Regions from separate parts of the Mus musculus genome. Here region 1 is linked to region 2. The links are chromatin contacts, found by POLR2A ChIA-PET in ENCODE. All regions are on one chromosome and are shown on one strand. Each heading gives the region's core, a stretch centred on a gene start or an enhancer-like site at or near the end of the contact. The rest is flanking DNA. Distances are from core to core; before and after follow the strand shown.

Region 1 (3,958 bases), core at 74-2,573, 100 kb after region 2:
GATCCCACCTGCCGCCCACCACAACGCCAGCACACACGTTAAATGGAAGGTAAGTTCTTCCCAAATGCAGTTCTAACAAAGCAGTTACACCCACTGAGGCCAGATTTACTGCTTGGTTGGCCCAAGTTTACACAGCATCTCAGTACACACAGTATTTACAGGTGACAATCAATGGTATTTCTACCTGGTGGCTAAAATAATGATTTCTGTCCTGGTTGGTGTAACTCGGACTTCAACTCCAGAGTAGCCATCTTCAGCCAGCTCCCGAGTGAGAAATTCATTCAGCTCAGCTTTGAAGATGCCATCAGCTACAAACTGAACCAAAGGAAACAAGTTACCTCTGAGGTGAAGACAGGGTTAGTCAGAGCAAGCCCAATGGCCCTACAGAAAAGCAGCAACCCTTCTCAGACAAATGCCTCTTGGTCATCTTTAGGAAGTTTCTTTTGACCACAGTGCTTTCAGCTGTGCCACAGAACGCAGCATAGTGAGGCATCTTGGACAAAGACAACACTTCCTACTCAGACTCGTCATCACCTCTTCATCGAAGGGCTCTACGGCATAATCTACACCCAAGAGACAAAGAAAAATCTGTCTCCAAGTAGCACATGTACAGCTGGGACTGTAAGTTGTACCTCGGATAGGAGAGGAATCCTGACTCAAAACAGGTTTATCATCTGTGTGCATAAGCACAAACGACAGACCATCTATTTCTAAACCTGGCAACCTGCACACTTTTCCCCCATGAAATGATAACCACAGGGACGCTGCAGCTCCGGGTCCCGAGTGAACACGGCAGCAGTCAGTAAGTAGGCTTTCAACTATGGCCACTTGCAGGATCACGCGACTAAGAGAAGGGACTGCTAAACTTCACTTACTAAAGAAACTGGACTAGATCTGATGGCACACGCCCTCTAACTGTGCCACAGGATTACTATTATGGAGACCAAGAAACGCTCAAAGGTGTCTAGTCCGGAACTGGAGGCGCCCGGTGTTCGAGTCGGTCCAGAACTCGAGGAGTTTGTCCCTCCCTTGCCCAGGCACACAGCACTCGCCCGGCTCCGGCCCAATACACAATCTACGGCCATCCGAGGCTCGAAGAGACGGCAGGCGGCCCCAGACGCTCCACAGGACTGATCACGGAGCCACAGGCCTCCCTGGCACTTGTAGAACCCGCGGCGGACTCCCGAACCGGGCCCAGACGCTTACCTTCCTCTTCTTGGAAATCTGCACCGCCATCTTGCAGCCGCGCGCCGCTGAAAGGAAAGGAAGTGGCTCGCGGGCGGAAGTAGGTATATAGGGCGGGAGCAATGACGCCGCGCAGCGCGGCGACCCTTGCAAGTGTTCATGGGAAATGAAGTTTTGCATGGGAAATGAAGTTTTGCGTCTAAAACGGCGTAGGGGGGGTGTAACCTAGCAACCTGTAATGTAGGCGGAACAGGAAGTAGACATCTAGTTCCGGTCTGAAAGTGCTCTGTACTCAGCAAGCTTGGGGTTCCAGCACTAACGAAGTAGAGGGTCACAAGTTTAAGGTCATCATTGACTACATAGCGAATTCGAGGCCAGCTTGGCCTTTATGAGTTTCTGACTCAAAAGTAAAAACGTAAATAAATAAAAAATTTGAAAAGAGCAACCTTCAGACTAGAGGTGCAAACCACAGGCATAAGCACACACTAACAGATTTTACCACCTTCACGTTCACGCTAATGAAAACTTTCATTGAAATGTATTTAGAGGACCAGCTGGATGGCTCAGTAAGTTACAGAGTGAGTGGGACAGTAGAAAACCATGGCTGCGTATACATATATGCAAGCATAAAACACATGCGTGCGCACATGCACACAGATTTAATATTATTACAAAGGTAAACCCTGATCCATGAGATGGGCTTATTTGTAGGATTTCTGGTAGTGAGCACCTCCACTAGAACCTGTGGGAAAAAAAAATTTTATTTTTTGGTTGTTTTGTTTTGTTTTGTTTTTCCGAGACAGGAACTTTTTTGACTCGCAGCAGGGTGGAATACCAGCAGCAGGGGCTTGTCAAAATAATAAAGCACCAGGGCTTCGGGGACAGACTGTTGAATAGTATAAATCTAGGCCATAGGACCTTCCCTTCACACAGACCCTGATGTCCACACAAGCAAAAGTTCATTGCCCAGAGGCAGAACCTGCTGATATAACTTGTACTGCAGTGTGTGGCTCACTTCACACTGGAAACACGGGAGTCTGTTTCACCCTGTATTAATCCCACGGAACAAAAGTAAAAACTATTACTTAAACTCTTTTAGACAAATTAAGCAAGTTTTATTTTCTATCAGACAGGGCTATCTCCCTAAAGTGGAGTTTTAAAGAATAGCATCAAACATAGAAGTGGAATTTATATAACTCAAAATTTCTAAGACTAGGTGGTTTCCAAGGGAAGAGAGATTTCCAGGGGAATGTTGGCTACACAGGAACTTGGCAGAACATCTTATCAGGGTGGAAGTCAGGGTATAATGGAGTATGGAACATGTCAAATTCCAGAAAATGGGTTGACGACAGGATCAAACCCAAGTGTTACAGAAAACAGGAATGAACTTATTTTGACCTTGTAACAAGATGGCTTCTAATCATGGGACAGAGTCAGACTGGTCTGTCACCTGATGAAGCTGTTTCTCCATTTCTAGTGCACCACAGCCATGGCTGCCTTCTTATAACTATCTCCTTGTATCTGAAGACCTGTGCCAGCTACCCTGATGGCCGTGCTCAGAAAATTCAATGATGCCTCTCACACTAAAATCATGACTCAGGGCTGGAGAGATGGCTCAGTGGTTAGAAACACTGGCTTGCCTACCAGAAGACCCATGTTCAACTCCCAGTCCTACATGGCAGCTTACAACTGTGACTCCAGTTTCAGGTGCTCTGATACCCTTACACAGATATGCATGCAAGCAAAACACCAGCACGCATGAAATAAAAGTAAATACCTTTTTAAAAATGACTCTGCTGTTTATACTCAGGATGTCAATACTGATGGAGGGCACCTGACCTTGAGTGCTGAAGTCACAGCGGCCAGTCTCTGCCCTAGGTAAATTCCAGGGGTTCACAGTCTTATACACTTTCTCTCTTTCTTTCTTTCTTTCTTTCTTTCTTTCTTTCTTTCTTTCTTTCTTTCTTTTTTCTTTTCTTTTCTTTTTTTTTTTTTTTGAGACAGGGTTTCTCTCTGTAGCCCTGGCTGTCCTGAAACTCACTCTGTAGACCAGGCTGGCCTTGAACTCAGAAATCTGCCTGTCTCTGCCTCCCGAATGCTGGGATTAAAGGCGTGCACCACCACGCCTGGCTTCTACCTTAATTTTTGAAGTAGGGCCTCTTACTGAACCCGGGACTCTCCATTCCAGTTAGGCCTGCTGGCCATCAAGCTCCTAAAATCTTCCTGTCTCCACCTCCAAGGCTGAGGTAACTAACAGGCTTGTGTGACCATTACCCCACTTTACATGAGGGCTCCATGTATTTGAGCAGGACACTATAGTGGCAGGAGAATGTGAGAGGCAAAGTGAAGCAGGAACCTCTGAACTGAGCAAGGTGGCTCATGCCTGTAAGCTTGAAGTAGAATAAGGTAGGAAAACAGTTATTAGCTATTTGTCTAGAGACTCACTTAGTGACTTACTCAAAGCACTGCTTGTACTGCCTGTCTAGCAAGCATGACGTCATTTGCTACCTGGAATAAAATGATGTGGAGAAATCGCTGGGCCAATGGGTTACTGTGCTTAACTTGCTAACTGTCAAGTATGCTTCTGTGGAATCCTGCTTGCATTCCTGCCCCACCTTGTGTTTTAGGGTATAAAATGAGAATGCAAAGTAGACCAGGGAATCAAAGCTTTTCAGGGTCTCTCCTGGCTTCTGTCTATCTGGTGGCATCTCTCTTCCACTCTCGTTGGTATCAGAGGGCTTATTCCAGAACAATTCCCACAATAATCTAACAT
Region 2 (3,694 bases), core at 316-2,815:
ATGTTGACAGTGTGCTGAAAACTTCTCACAGCCCTCTGCTAATGGAATCCAAACTCCAAGCTCCTCCTAGTTTGATCTCATCAGCATCCAGCTGGGCTGTGGGCTCAGGAGGATCTTAAGAGATCTTTGGTCCTTTGGATAAGTCTGAACTCCCTTCTACCTGCCTCGCTGGAATCTCCCACTTTGACTTTTGCTCTACTGCTGCCAGGATTTCTCAGGAGCACGGTCAACTCCTACTAACCTTGCTAGCTTTTTTTGACCTCAGTTTGCCTGTAACCTGCTCAGGGAAGCCTCTGCTAACCAATACGAGGCAGAGATCTCTGGAGGTGTCCTTTGTAAGTGCTGTTGTTTCTGTCAGGAAAGCCATTCCTTTGGTCTTCTAAGCCCATGTGGTTCCTCACTCATTCGACTGTCAAGTTGCAGTGTCTTGAGTTTCTTTAAGGTGGTATTATTATGTCTTGTGAGACAGGCTCACACTGGCTTCCATTCACTGTGTAGTCAAGGATGACCTTGGCATCGCCTTAGGAGGCTAAAGCCATCTTCCAGAGCCAGTCTAGTCCAGGAATGTCACAGAGTTGGTGGATAGAATCCTATACCAGCAACAGCAATCTGGAAAACACCATGCGCCCCCTACAGTCTTGGTCCACAGCAGTGACAAAGGGGTTTCACGCAGAAAATTGATTTGAGGCTTGCAGATGAACCTGGGCTGGGCTGCCTCATCCTAGGGCTCCCCAAGCCAATTAGTGACTTAAGCCCTGCCCACGCGCACTCGCAACACTCATTCATATATCAAACCCTTCACTCCTGTTCGGTGCCTCACACAGGACGCTGGATACTTCAAAGACAGGGAGGGGTGGGGAAGGTGCACAGCCGACAGAAGTCACGATTCGAAGTGAGCTGTCCTCACACACCTCCGCTCATATTTTTGAAACTGATAACGACGTTCCTCCCTGAGCCGCAGAACTCTGGGAAAGGGGAAGTGTGGGAAACAGATCTGCTTTTTATTTTTACAAACTTTTTTGCATCGCTTCCTAAAATCAGAGCCTTGCACTGCTCCCAAATGCTACTCAGTGCAAGGAGCCCTAGCAGCGGGGAGGAGCAAGAGGCTGGCTGTATCACGCTACGCCCCAGGTTCCGCCATCCAGGGACATCCCAGTCCTAACCTCGCCTCCTCCATGCTTCGCCCTTTCCCACTGCTGGCCTCGTGCTCAGTCACAGTCAACCCAGGCCCCCGAGCCCACCATCTTGATCTCCAGGCGGCTGGCTCGCTTGCTACGCGCAGCTTTCATTGTCCTTCTCCAGCGGCACCAGACCACGCTCAGCAGAGTTCCACCCCTCTTCCACTCTCCCATTGGCTCTTGCTGCCCAACTGCGCCGGGGACCGGCCTAGCAGTGTCTCTCACGCCCCGCCTTTGCTCCCGGCCCGGCCAGGGGCGGGGTTTCTGTTGGTCCCACCCTTTAGGGGAGGGGCCAAGCTCGCAGGCGCTCCGGAGCTGTCTCGGCAGGGCTCGGCTCGGCTCGGCTCGGCTCGGCTCGGTTTGCAGCTCGGGTGGGGGTGGGCGGCTAGGGTGACAGCGGCAGTAGCAGAGGCTGCGGCGCGAGGCTGAGCAAGCGGTGAGCGGGGAGCCGGTAAGAGGAGGAAGTGGAGCGGCGGCCCGGAGCTCTGGAGTCCGCTGCCGGCACAGGTCCGCCCAGATTTGCAGAGTGAGCGGCGTCGGGACCTGGGCAGACTTCTTCGCCTTGCTCCGGCCGCTGGCGCTCCGCCTGCCCTGCCCTGCCCTGCCCTGCTTGTCCGAGCCCCGCATTCCGCGCCTGGACTTTCCTAGCCCCGTGGTCTGGAGCTGCTGGGACGTTCGAGCCCCGGCCTTGATCCGGAGTTCCGAGACGGGACGTTCTCGGCCCCATCATACTGACCCATCTCTGCTGGAGTGTCCTCCGCCCCCTGGTCGGCGCAAGGTGGCCCCAGCTCTGGGACTTGAGTGTAGAGGAGCCGGGACGCCCACCGGCCTCCAGCTCCTGGAGAACCAAATCTTCAGCTGCCTTGGACCGAACTGCTCCGGACTTGAAACTGTACTGGCACCGCCCGGGTCCAGCGCACCGTGAGGGGTCCCAAGCAGGCAGAACAGTCGGACCGAACCCCTGGGCGAGTCGAAGCTGCCACCTTTCTCCGCCCTAGGTTAAGGATCTTGGGGTGCTTGCTCCCAGGGGAACACAGGGGCTTCTCCTGCCACAGTCTCCAGCGAGCGGAGGTTGCAGGTGAGAGCCCCGGATGCGCGGCGGGAGCAGTCCCGGGAGCCTTAGAGGCAGGGCCCGGGTCAGCGGAGGGCGTGGAGGGGACACGGGCAGAGAGTGAACTGTTTAGGAGAGGGCGCGCGAAAGATAGTAGAGAGAAGCCCGCACTTATTGAGTGCCCATTGTGTGCAGGTCCGAGCCCCGCCCTTGCACAAGTCGTTCCTTATCCAAAGCTCATAGCAACCCCGAGATAAAAGCTATTGTGTATTGTTATGGGCGCAGACAGTTGGGGAAACTGAGGCGTGGCAGGGTTGAGGTCCTCTGCCTTCCATGTTGAGGATTAGACTGGGGAGAAGGGAGAAGATAAAGAGAGAAAGAGCAAAGAGGGAGGGGAGAAGAAAAGAAGTGGATAGCCTGCATGCACGTGAGAGCTTGGCAGGGTGGGGGCCTCTGGGGCATCGAAATCCAGGCACTGGTCCTGAAGCCGAAGAGGTCCTTCTTACCAGCCACTCTTGGGTCATGGGCATGCCACCTCCCAGGAAAGGTGAACCTGCGTTGAAGGCAGGGCTTCCCTGTTCCAAAAGATCTCTTCCCGGGGTCCGGGCTGGAGGGACAACCTGCTTCCCATAGTTAATGTCCCCAAGTTACTGAAGTACTCTTTATCTGTTAAAGGACTCACCATATTGGTCCCCAAGACACAGCCATGTGGAAGCTGGAGCTGTGGTCCCTCAGAACTCAGCCACCTTCCTTTGGCATTATTAATGAGGACACTGAAGACTTGTGGGGGGCACAGTGACCCCAGGTCCTAAAGCCAGTGAGTGGTTGAGAGAGAAGTAGACCTGAAAGATTTCCAAACATCCATCAAGGGGTCTGCTCCCCTTCCTAGTTCACACCTTTTCGGTCTGTGGCTAGGGTTTCCCCAGCCCCAATATGCAGTTGAGGTAAGCGTGTATGAGACTGCAGAGAGTGTGTGTGGTTGGAACTGGGGCTCAAAGAAGCCTGACTCCAGTCTCTATGTGCAAAATGGCCCAGGGCAGACCTTCTCCAGGTCTTAAGGTTAGGGCTGCCGGATCTGGGGACACACAGTCCAGGTGCTTGATTCCCAGGCAGAAGTTCCTCCTGCTCGCTGCCCTGGGATCTTTGTAGGAGAGGGTATTGTGAAAGAGCATTTGGCACGGACTCTGTGGGCTCTTGTTCTGGGTGGGGCTGGGGTGGCATATGGCCTTGGTCTGGGCACTATGGCCCTGGCTGGAACTGGTTAACCTTTGTTGGGCTGGACTCCCTGGAGTGTGGGGAAATTACCTTGGAAAGCCCCTGGGAGATGGAGCAGGGTCTTAAAGACGAGAAGCCTGTTCCTGGGGTTGGAGGGGTTCGAGCAGCCTAGAAGGTGTCTAAGGGGCTTGGGATTCCCCCTCCCCCACCTCTGCCTGAGGATTCAGATCTCATAATAATCCTTGCATCT

The links. ChIA-PET counts read pairs that join two places held with the same protein, here RNA polymerase II (POLR2A).
Region 1: POLR2A ChIA-PET joins it to region 2 with 14 read pairs in Patski. The contact joins the promoter of Rps3 here to the promoter of Gdpd5 in region 2. POLR2A ChIA-PET finds 5 or more read pairs at or near these places in 3 of 5 experiments (Patski and embryonic stem cell).

The regions. Positions count from the first base shown.
Region 1 is chr7:99,482,386-99,486,343 of GRCm38, forward strand. It overlaps Rps3 (ribosomal protein S3), which reads right to left and starts at 1,324. Exons shown (of 7, transcript NM_012052.2): 1 at 1,207-1,324; 2 at 185-315. The coding sequence starts at 1,236. Snord15a (small nucleolar RNA, C/D box 15A) reads right to left here and starts at 547; the gene lies at 400-547.
Region 2 is chr7:99,379,953-99,383,646 of GRCm38, forward strand. Gdpd5 (glycerophosphodiester phosphodiesterase domain containing 5) reads left to right here and starts at 1,566. Exons shown (of 18, transcript NM_201352.3): 1 at 1,566-2,256.